Linked DNA regions of Homo sapiens: region 1 is linked to region 2. The links are chromatin contacts, found by Hi-C in ENCODE. All regions are on one chromosome and are shown on one strand. Each heading gives the region's core, a stretch centred on a gene start or an enhancer-like site at or near the end of the contact. The rest is flanking DNA. Distances are from core to core; before and after follow the strand shown. Region 1 holds the start of DLEU7-AS1 (DLEU7 antisense RNA 1). Region 2 has its middle 68 kb from the start of KPNA3.

Region 1 (5,962 bases), core at 1,277-3,776, 950 kb before region 2:
AAAATTAAAAGATGGAAACTCTGTATTGGGTTTAAAACCAATTTTAACTCTCCATGAAATTTAAAGTCTGGAAAACATTTCTGTAAGGCTGGGCCAAATCCCAAACCTGGGGGAAAAATAGCTTCAGGAGTGAATGCCTACAACCACTGAAATTCTTAAGAGAATTTAGCTTTTTAGCTTTTTTTTTTTTTTTTTCCAGAATTTCTTTTCCGGAAAGTATAGAGAATGAGGATGGTAGAGGACTCATCACTATAGTTTCCTCTCTTTCCCCAACATCCACAGACGTATCAATGGTCTGAATGTAATGTCCTCTTAAAATATGAAGCAGAAAATGGGTTAGGTTAAAAAAAAAAAAGTGCTACCCCAAGCATCATGAGAAAGCTGCTTCTGTTGTTGATCTGTTCTTGTCCCTGCTGGCTCAAAGGATCATGTGTGACACTGTGTCACAAACAGAGTCCCTAACGTGTTTACTTTTCCCTGACAAATACTATAAATTTTCTTCTTGTGGTGAATGAACATTGTTTATGCAGCTGTGTTCCTTAAATCAATACTGACTTTCTGTCCCACTGTATCTTTTTTGCAAAGACACTTAAGGAGAACTTTCTCCTGGCATTTGGGGAGAACTTTTCAAGTCAGACCTCCTAATTAGGAACAATCATTGTGCACTGGATCCACCAAAAAGAAAAAAGTGTTTTTGGCCTGGTTAAGTGTTTCCATCTTGGGTTACAGCCTTCATCTAAAGCAGCTTCTCCCTTGGCCTGAATGGGCTTTTCCGTGGAGACAGAAGGTAAGATTGCATGCTGGCTGACCCAACAGAGATCCAGAACAAACTCTCAGGAAATCTCAACCCCTCAGGCAGTTGAATTCTCACTCCTCTGAGACCAGCTGAGGTTATTTTACTTCATTTAACTAGCCAGATGATAGGTTGACTGATGGGGCCATTATGTCCGGCGTCAAGTAATTTTAGAATGAAAATTATGCAATAGGTTAGACCACAGCTCAATTTTTATCACCCCAATTGCATACAACGTCCCTAATGTGATTGCCTTTGGGCTAAGATGGAAAGAAATGTTCAGTCCCAAAGTGGCTATATTTTCTGGAATAGATTGAGTGAAACGTCTCTTTTTTTCAACCAAAACACATGGAAATAAATTTCTTCGGTTTTACTTTCTAAATATCTGGTACAAGGTAAAAACTGCAGTGATTAATATGTCCTATGGGGCTGCCGGTTGGTGAGGAAAGGTTGTCAAACTTTAGATAACTCCACCAAGTTGCTATTATCATTTTTAGGCCTGGGTCAGTCAAGTAGGTAGACAAGCTTCTTGACATGTGGAATTGACTGGGACACTGGTAATTGATCCTATTTAAGAAAATGTCCTCAACGCAATGATTTTGCTTAAGTACCTTCTTATTTTAAATGTACCCCAGGACACCATAGTTGTTTCTCTCTGTGGCTTTTTAATTTCCCTTTTTGTTCCAACTGACCTTTCTAAGTTTTTTTTTTTCCTTCTGAAATAAAGAATTCTAAACTCATGATTTTACAGAAAAGCTCAGTTTGCAAGAATATCAGCAATTTCTTATTTAAATATCTTCTACTATACCCAATTGCTAGAGCATAACTCTTGGCTCCTAAACCCAATTTATAAATCAGTCATCCTTTCCACCCCTACTCACCCCAAATTTGTTCTTCTTCCTGGTGTTGCTGTCTTATTTCTTGGCACCCTCATCTACTCAACAGCAGCAGAAGAAAAGAAGAAACTTCATAGTTGGAGGATCTTCCTTCTATCTATTTATTCATCCATTCACTCAACACATATCTGTGTCAGATACTGCTCCAGGTACTAGAGACAAGCATGTACAGGACAGATATGGAACTCTGTTCTCACAGTGATTATACAGCGATTATATTCAAGTACATTTCTTCTAGAAACACTTGGTACTTCTTGCAGGGACCCCCAACCTCATATAAGTATATATACTTAAATATGTCTAACAGATCTTGATATATTACATATTTAAGTAAATAATGATAGAAAATGAATATTCTTACATGGATGCCCCAATTTCTTTCAGCTGCCTCAGATACTCACTGGATAGTGATAGCCAATGATATGCCAGACTTGATATTGATTGATAATGTTATGGCCCCACCAGGGAAGGTTAGAAGAATGGAAGCTGCTTATTTCAAATTTGAATGAGCAATCAAACATTCCTGTTCTGATTAATGTTTTTTTGCCTTGATGCACATATAAGAACTGGGACTAGCAGAAAGGGTTTAGCTTAGGACTGTGGAGAAATGCTTTTCTTCATTTCTGATAAAGCTCCATTTGCTGTTTGATCCTGTCTTCTTGATCTCCCAAGTTCCTGATAAGTCTACAAAGCTAAAACACTCACAGTTTGATCATTAGTAGTGTAGATCTTCCTCTCATTCAATGGAAGTCTTCTCTTGGAGGTCAGCAGTAAATGTCTCATTGCCGTGACCCACTGGTCAGTCCTTATGCCTCTTCATCTTTGCACATGCTGATCCCTTTCTCAGAAAGAAAGTCCCTTTAGCCAGGCATCATCTCCTTTGAGAAGCTTTCGCTGACCTCAGACTGGAGAACTCTATTATAGCATTTGACACTCCCCACAAAGGGGAGAACAGTAAGTTGCAGTCTGATGAAGTCATATGATGCCCGGGCTGGCTTATGAGTAAAGAGGTGAGAAGGTCTCCTACTGAAACAGATTTTCCCTCTTTCTTCCCCTTACAATAGCCTTTCAAAGTTCTTGAAATGTCCATTAAGGAATTCCTATACTTTACTTTTGATTTCACAATTTCTCAGTCAAAAGCTCAATATCATTGCATAGGATAATACATTACCTTAAAAAAAAAAACACCAAAAAAACCTCAACACTCAAAGATTAAATTTGTGTTTGGAAAAGGCTTTATAGGCAGTGGTACCTGGAAACTGGTGCTTGAGAGAAGCAGGAGGAGGGAGGGGAGATGTCAAATACCATCTTTTAAAAAATTTGTTTGTTTTTGATGACCATCTTTAAGAGATTTTTAAATGCCATGTATGAATTCAAGAAAGAGAATAAAGCAGGATTCTAAGAAATAATAGAAAGCTTCTTAAGGAAGCCGGTATAGTATCATTTTATATCTCTGATATTTCTGCTCATCTACTAAAGCTCATTAAAACCTATTAATGATTAGGAAATACTTATGTTTTATGAAATGTATAAAAAAATTTAAAGATAACAATCTAAACTCTCTTTAAAAATTAATTTTTATATATATCTTAACACCATTTAACACACTTAATTTTAGTACTTCTTTACTAAAGTTTGCGGAGGCAGACTACTCTTAAAAGTAGGAAAAAAAAAGGCAGAGGAGCAGACCGACTTTTTTTTTTTTTTTTTTTTTTGAGAGGGAGTCTAGCTCTGTCACCCAGGCTAGAGTGCAGTGAGTCTAGCTCTGTCACCCAGGCTGGAGTGCAATGGTGCGATCTCTGCTCATTGCAACCTCCACTTCCCAGGCTCAAGCAATTCTCCTGCCTCAGCCTCCCGAGTAGCTGGGATTACAGACTTCTGAAATTCTGAATAGTATAAATACAACTGGAATTACACTTTATTTTTAAATATACATTTCTAGGTAAAAACATAATTAAAGATCAAATAATTTTGGTTAAATTTTAAAATAAGCCCAATATGTAACTAAATAAGTCTTAGCAGAAAAATGTGAGGATAAAGTTGAGATTGCTCCTATTTTTTAATATTTATAGCATTTATTTATTTGTAATTACTTGTGAAGTTTCAAGTATTAAATATTACTCCGAGCTGTCTAATATGAGTCAGAATTTAGGGCAATAGAAAATATAAAACAAATTTTTCCTTACTAATACATGTTTTTTAAAAAGTTGTGTTTATGTTCTTCATTGAGAACTAAATAATCACTAAAAGAATTGCAGAAGTCATAAAATCATTAAATTAAGGAGAGAAAATCTCTATATATTCAGGATAAAGACATTTAGTATGCTAAGATCTCTATCCAATGGTCAAAAAACAACCAACCAAAGATGAAAATAAAAAATAATTTCTTGGAATATTATCTGAGGACTTCCAATTTTAACATGCAGAGCTAAGTGAGTATTTTCTTATTCATATCTCAGAAAAACCAACCAAAACATCAAGGGAATCAAGAAAAACAGTAATGCAAAGCTTATCCTTTGTAAAACTAGGAAACAACAGAGATTTTTAAATGAGAGAGAGAGAAGACTTAGTGGCATAGGACATAGGAAGTACCAGAGTGAAGATGCCTGTGGATTCTGAGCTTCAAGAAAGTCATAAAAGCACAATTCTAAGTGATACATACTGAAATGTAAATGGAGGTTTTTACAATAGAGGGCAGCAAACCACTTCTTATACAACCAAATAGTAAATATTTTAGAATTTCTGGGCCATATGGTCTCTGCCATAACTATCAAATTCTGCCACTGTAGTGCTGAAGCAACCATGTACAATAAACAAATGGGCATATCTATATTCCAATAAAACTTTACTTCCCAAAAAAGAAAGCTAGCCAATGGGCTATAGTTTGCTGATATTTGTTCTCTAGCAATAAGGGTGTGTCAGCTTGACTGAGTGCTTCCCTGGGCCTCAAAGTGGTGAGGTTTCTAGAAAAAGGAAAGGCGATAAAGCTGAATGAGAAGTGGTAGGAAACTGCACAAAGAAGACAGGGCATTGCTGAAAGCATAGCTAGACATGTGGAAGACGGAATTAGAAAAAAATGAGTAAAAAGAATAAATAAAAAAGATATTTAAAAGGGTTATATGATAGATGCAAAATATATAAAAAAATCAAACATATGCATAATTGGTGTTCTTGAAGAAGAAAATCAAAATAATAAAACAATAACTGTTAGGATTATTACACAAAAATTATGAATATAAAGCATTATTAAACAAAATCCAATTACACATTAAAAAACTAACACACCATGAGCAATTATATTTATTCTAGAATGCAAGGATGGTTCAATATTAGGAAATCTATTAATATATTTCTACCACACTAATAGATTAAAAATCATGTTTCTAGATGCTGAGAGACATTTGATAAACTCCAACATCCATTCTTACTAAACAAGCAAATAAACAACAAAACAAAACTGTCAATAAATGGCAATAGATACTTCCTTAACCTAGTGCAATATACTAATCTCAATCTAAAAGCTAGTGCTATAATCTATAAGGAAACTCAGAAATATTTATATTAATGTCAGGAACAAGACAAGAATGTCTACTACCACAACTATTCATAGACGTTGATCTAGACATCCTAAGCAATGCAGTTTTACAAGAGAGAAAGAAAATGTATACAAATTAGAAAAGAAAAAGACAAATAATAATTGCTTGTAGATTATAAAAGTAAAAATTTTATTATATAAAAAGTGAGCCAACTGAAAAAAAATATTAGAACAATAGTGGAATTCAGTTAGGTCTTTGGTTATAAAGTAAATATATACAATCATCATCCTTCCTATATTAAAATAAAAAAGGCATAATAGAAGAAAATACTTCATTTTTGATAGCAATATCACTAGAAAATATTTAGAATAAATTTGTCAGATGTGAAAACCTATGTAAAATCTTTAACTGGCTGGACGTGGTGGCTCCTACCTGCAATCCCAGCACTTTGAGAGGCCTAGGCTGGCGGATCACCTGAGGTCAGGAGTTCGAGACCAGCCTGACCAACATGGTGAAATCCCATCTCTAATAAAAATTTTTAAAAAATAGCTGGGTGTGGTGGTGCATGCCTGTGGTTGCAGCTACTCAGGAGGCTGAGGCAGGAGAATCACTTGAACCCAGGAGGCAGAGATTGCAGTGAGCTGAGATCATGCCACTGCACTCCACACTCCAGCCTGGGTGACAGAGTGAGACTCTGTCTCAAAAACAAAAACAACAACAACAGAAAAAAAAAAAAC
Region 2 (5,909 bases), core at 3,379-5,878:
CCCACTGAATTGTCCACTTTAAAATGGCTGATAGTCAATTACATGTTATGTGGGTTTTACCTAAATTTTTTTTTAAAAGTTGGCCGGGCGCAGTGGCTCACGCCTGTAATCCCAGCATTTTGAGAGCCCGAGGCTGGTGGATCACAGGGTCAAGAGATTGATACCATCCTGGCCAACATGGTGAAACCCCGTCTCTACTAAAAATACAAAAAAATTAGCTGGGTGTGGTGGCGTACGCCTGTAATCCCAGCTACTCAGGAGGCTGAGGCAGGAGAATCACTTGAACCCAGGAGGCAGAGGTTGCAGTGAGCCCACATCAAGCCACTGCACTCCAGCCTGGCGATAGAGCGAGACTCAGTCTCAAAAAAAAAAAAAGTAAACAGTTTGATTAATTACCACACAGTGAATACACATATTTAATCACCACATAGTTTAGAAAATAGAACCTTACCAGCACCCCAGAAAACTTCTTGAGGCTACTTCCACTTGCACCCTTCTATATTGCCCAAAGGCAACCACTATTTTGTGTCTGGATTCTTTTGTCCAATGTTTATGAAATTCATCCATGCTATACATAAATCGTAGTTCATTCATTTTCAGTGTTGTAAATATTCTTTTCTTTTTTTAGATTAAGGCAGTTACTTCATTTTGAACAAGGAAGTAGCATAAGCAACTCAGTGTGTGCCCCTTAAGATGGGAGCTCTTCCCCCATATCACTCCCCACTCCAAGGAATAATTTTGGGAGAAAAAAATGTCTTCTATCTGGCTACCTGTGATACCTATGATTGCACCTTCTTATATGGCGGGCACGTCATCACGTCCAGACGAGCATCTAAGGAACTGCATTTTGGGAGTTGAAACTTTCATTTGGGTCTGAGATGAATGCATGAACTAACACAGGGCCATGGACCCACTAGTCTTGATCAAGTTAGAGAAAATGAAGGTGACTATTTACACTTCCAAGTTGCTTTCTAGATCCTTTCATTAAAAAATGTTCTGATCAGGCCGGGCGCTGTGGCTCATGCCTATAATCCCAGCACTTCAGAAGGCCGAGGCAGGTGGATCATGAGGCCGGGAGATCAAGACCATCCTGGCTAACACAGTGAAACCCCGTCTCTACTAAAAATACAAAAAGAAAAAAATTAGCTGGGCATGGTGGCAAGCACCTGTAGTCCCAGCTACTCGGGAGGCTGAGGCAGGAGAATGGCGTGAACCCAGGAGGCAGAGCTTGCAGTGAGCAAGATAACAGGATTAAGAGATTAAAGTTTAAAGAGATTAAAGACAGACATAAGAAATTATAATAGTATTATTTGGGAACTGATAAATGTCCATATTAAGAAGAAATCTCCACAATTTATGTTCCTCTGCCGTAGCTCCAGTCAGTCTCTCCATTCAGGGTCCCTGACTTCCCGCAACACCAAGTAAGCTTTTCTTTTCTTTTCTTTTCTTTTCTTTCTTTCTCTTTTTTATCCCCTCTCTCTCTCTTTCTCTTTCAGATGGGGTCTTGCTTTGTTGCCCAGGTTGGGGTACAGTGGCACAATCACAGCTCACTGCAGCCTCAACCTCCCTGGCTCAAGCAATCCTCCCTCCTCAGCCTCCCAAGTAGCTGAGACTATGGGCACACACCACCATGCCCAGCTAATTTTTGTATTTTTTGTAGAGACAGGGTCTCATCATGTTGCCCAGGCTGGTCTTGAACTTCTGGGCTCAAGCAATCCTTCCTCGGCCTCCCAGAGTGCTGGGATTACAGGTGTGAGCCACTGTGCCTGGCCTAAACTTCTTTTCTTTATGAGTGACCCAATCTGTGGTCCTTTGTTATAGCAGCAGAAAAAAAAAAAATGACAGGTACTATGGGGGAAAATGGACAAGGAAGATCCTCTCATATGGGCGAGAGGGTGGTTATTTTGGCTGACCAAGGAACTCAGCATACTTCTGGAAAATGAGAAAAGGTGATATGGTTCATGCTGTTGACTCACACCAGTATTTGTTGCTTCCCCGCTCCCATTTTCACAACTTTATTGAAGTATAATTTTGAATAATAAACTGCATATATTTGAAGTTCACTATTTGATAAGTTTTGGTAAACATATGTAACTATGAAACCATCTCCACAAACAAGATGCTGAACATTTCCATTGCCATTGAAGGTTTTCTCATACCTGTCTGCAGTTCATTGCACTTTTTAACCTGTCCCCAGGCAACCACTGATCTGCAGTCTAGCTACATAAGTTAGTTTTTATTTTCAAGAATTTCATATAAGTGAAATAATACAATATATATCTTTGTTTGGTTTCTTTCAGTCAACAGATTACTTTGAGATTTAATGAAAATCAGTTTTGATTTTGCTCAAGTGATCCTCCCACCTCAGCCTTCCAAATAGCTACGACTATAGGCACGCACAACCCTGCCTGGCTAATTTTTAAAATTTTTTCTAGAGGTGGGGTCTTGCTCTGTTGCGTAGGATGGTCTCGAAATCCTGAGCTCAAGTGATCCTCCTGCCTTGGCCTTCCAAAGTGCTGGGATTATAGGCGTAAGCCACCACACCTAGCTGACTTTCATTTTCTTAACTGACTTTCAAAGAGAAATGTTTTAAATGTTGATGAAGCCCAACTGATTACCTATTTCTTTTTCTTTTTTTTCTTTTTTTTTTTTTTAGATGGAATTTTCTTCTGTGGCCCAGGCTGGAGTTCAGTGGTGTGATCTCGGCTCACTGCAACCTCCACCTCCCAGCTTCAGGCAATTCTCCTGCCTCAGCCTCCTGAGTAGCTGGAATTACAGGCATGTGCCACCATGCCCGGCTAATTTTTTTTTAGTAGAGATGGGGTTTCACCATGTTGGCCAGGCTGGTCTCGAATTCCTGACCTCAGGTGGTCAGCCCACCTTGGCCTCCCAAAGTGCTGGGATTACACATGTTAGCCACCATGCCAAGCCCCATCTATTTCTTTTATATCTTCTTTTGTGTTCTACTTAAGAAAACTTTGCTTATGCCAGGGTCCCACAGATTTTGTCCTATATTTTTTCTAGTAGATTTATAATTCTAGGTTTACATTTAGATCTATGATCCATTTTAGATTTTTTTTTTTTTTTTTTTTTTTTGAGATGGTGTCTCCCTCTGTAGCCCAGGCTGGAGTGCAGTGGTGCAATCTTGGCTCACTGCAACCTCCGCCTCCCGGGTCCCAGTTCAAGCAATTATCCTGCCTCAGCCTCCCAAGTGGCTGGGATTACATGCACATGCCACCATCCCCAGCTAATTTTTGTATTTTTAGAGAGACAGGGTTTCACCATGTTGGCCAGGCTGGTCTTAAACTCCTGACCTTGTGATCTGCCCACCTGTGCCTCCCAAAGTGCTCGGATTAGAGGCATGGGCCACCGCGCCCCGACATTTTAGATTAATTTTTTCGTAGGGTCTGAGGTCAAACTCCTGGCTTCAAGCAATCAATCCTCTTGCTTCAGCCTCCTGACTCACTGGGATGGCATGGGCCACTGTGCCTGGCTCCCAGCCTCCTCTTTAATCAAGGAGCTTTGGCTCTGTGAATTGACTTAGATCTCAACACAAGAGGCCATGACTGTCCACTGCAGTGACTCATCAGGTTTTTAGCTACCAGACCTAGAATTTTTCCCTCTGTTACAGATCAAGCAATACAATGGTAGATTGCCCATCTATTTCATTCCTAAGAACACCATAACTTAACCACCATCAAATATGTCTGCAGGCCAAAGCATTCTGATTGCCCTTTACAGTGGATGCATTTACTTTGTCCTTGGAGATTCAGTGCCACCCCTACCTATGCCACTCTGAGATCCCATCATCCCATCATTGAAATTGGGGAGACCATGTCAATGGCATATTTTCCACCTACCCTATAGAAGAGAGCAACCACAGAGCTCTCCTTTGAAAGAGGTTGCAGGTGCTCCATTTATTAATGCATTTCTCAATGCTTTAGTGAGGGAGATGTCTTCTGGGTTTTCTCATGGGACATTGTTTGGAGGTAGGACTGAACAATGACATGATGAGAACAGTAAGGTAATGTTTTATACCATATTCTGGGCTCTGTTCATGATTACTTTTTTCTGATAATAAGGACTGTTTCAATATTTTAGACATTTTAGAACATGACAGAAGATTACAGAAAGATATTAGGGTATTTTATGATTTGAAGTCTCACAAGGGACAGAAACCAGGGAAGTCTCCAGGTTCCTCAGCTGCATTTATTTGTGTATCTTCTTTTGAGGATTCTGCCATTATTATGACAGATTTTCCGTTCTTAGTTTTGGGTCTCTCCCTTCCAATTCTGGCAGGAGAAAAGCCCAATTTCTTTTTCTCTTATTTTATCAACATTCTTGGAGCCTTTACTGATAAAGGCAAAATTCAGTACAAAGCATACTTTTAACTGGCCTATTTAACAAGTATTTTAAAGAGCAAAAATCTTTCCTATCAACTTCCACAAAGGTGTCCAAAGTCATCCTTTTAAATTGGAAAGAGTTCTTAGGGAATTACGCAATGGTATGTACAAACCTGAACAGGCTGTACTCATGAGGACAAATATGTGATTTATCTAAGCATAGTAAATACTTCAGAGTTTAGTTTTCAGGGTTGGAATGTCTACTGTAAACAGTAGCAATGACTATCTCTATAGCAAAATTTCCAAGCATAAGAAGAAATCAAGTTTTTCAAGAGAACATTTGCTCAGTAATACCTTTGCTCTTTTATTTATAGGGTAAAAGAGGGAAGAAATATGAGAAACATGCTTATAATACTTTTTTCTTCCCATATCCTTTTCCTTACCATAAAAAAAAGTTCTGTGGACTGGAATTAAAGATCAATGATGTATCACTGAAGCCATGAAGTCCTGCAAGTTTACATCATGATGATTCAGTGCTCCTGGATTAGCAAACCTTCCTCTCTGTGCATAAGCATCCCTCAACAATCCCAGGCCCCCGTGTCAGTACTGCTTCTGAACAACTCGCTAGTAAGCCCTTGAAAGAATGCAAACCTCTTTAATGTAGTCAAATGAAACAGATTTGTGCTCTGTCAACTCAGTCTTGACTTTTGCCTCCAGATTGTGGATTACTTGAGATGCCTGAAATATATTGTTTTTAAAACTGAAAGGTAGCTCCATCATTTCAAAAGCAGATAGTAGAGATGTTTACCAAGAAAAACATAGCCAAGGCCGGGCGCGGTGGCTCACGCCTGTAATCCCAGCACTTTGGGGGGCCGAGGTGGGCAGATCACGAGGTCAGGAGATCGAGACCATCCTGGATAACACGGTGAAATCCCATTTCTACTAAAAATACAAAAAACTAGCCGGGCGTGTTGGCGGACGCCTGTAGTCCCAGCTACTCGGGAGGCTGAGGCAGGAGAATGGCGTGAACCCAGGAGGCGGAGCTTGCAGTGAGCCAAGATCGCGCCACTGCACTCCAGCCTGGGTGACAGAGCGAAACTCCGTCTCAAAAAAAAAAAAAAAAAAAAGAAGAAGAAAAACATAGCCAAAACATTACATTCCAGCCCATGGGCAGTGAAGATTAGATTTTCCTGTTATCTTCCACCTGTTTTTGTTGTTGCTGTGGCTTTTTGGCTTGTTTGTTTTCATCCCTGCTGTAATCCCTGATTAACTCTTATTTTTTCAGGTTGTTGTTTCATGTATTTTGGCCACCACTTCCTGCCAAAACTATCTAATATCTGTACATCTCTAGAGGGTTCTAGCAACTATGCTGTCCTTTTTTATAGGAACTGATTCTTTTTTCTTTTTCCCACCCATTGAGCTGATTCTACTTGAACTCAATGAACTTTTGGTCTCTGTGCTTCTTTATTTTAATTAATTGAGCTTTCTATCTAAATTGGCACACTAAATCCTGAACAATCCAGAGCTGCATGTTTGGTCTAGATTGGTTAGCCACACTGCAGGTCA

What was found. Hi-C counts contacts between places; a loop is a spot of excess contacts on that map. Pooled maps may share reads with other maps.
Region 1: a loop to region 2 is called in a map of IMR-90, with 6 times the contacts of the local background. The contact joins the promoter of DLEU7-AS1 here to the enhancer-like site in region 2. A Hi-C loop is called at or near these places in 3 of 168 maps with a recorded cell type or tissue (CD4-positive, alpha-beta memory T cell, HepG2 and IMR-90) and 10 of 50 pooled maps.

What each region holds. Positions count from the first base shown.
Region 1 is chr13:50,804,419-50,810,380 of GRCh38, reverse strand. DLEU7-AS1 (DLEU7 antisense RNA 1) reads right to left here and starts at 2,526. Exons shown (of 5, transcript NR_046551.1): 1 at 2,395-2,526; 2 at 1,675-1,841. It also overlaps a transcript of DLEU7 not described here.
Region 2 is chr13:49,857,355-49,863,263 of GRCh38, reverse strand. No RefSeq gene overlaps it. Among named protein-coding and RNA genes, the nearest start is that of KPNA3, 68 kb to the right of the region's middle. Within about 2 kb of position 4,628, at least 10 of the 41 ENCODE cell types and tissues checked have a DNase peak (open chromatin) inside an H3K27ac peak, as active enhancers do; they include IMR-90, where a contact is called at or near this core.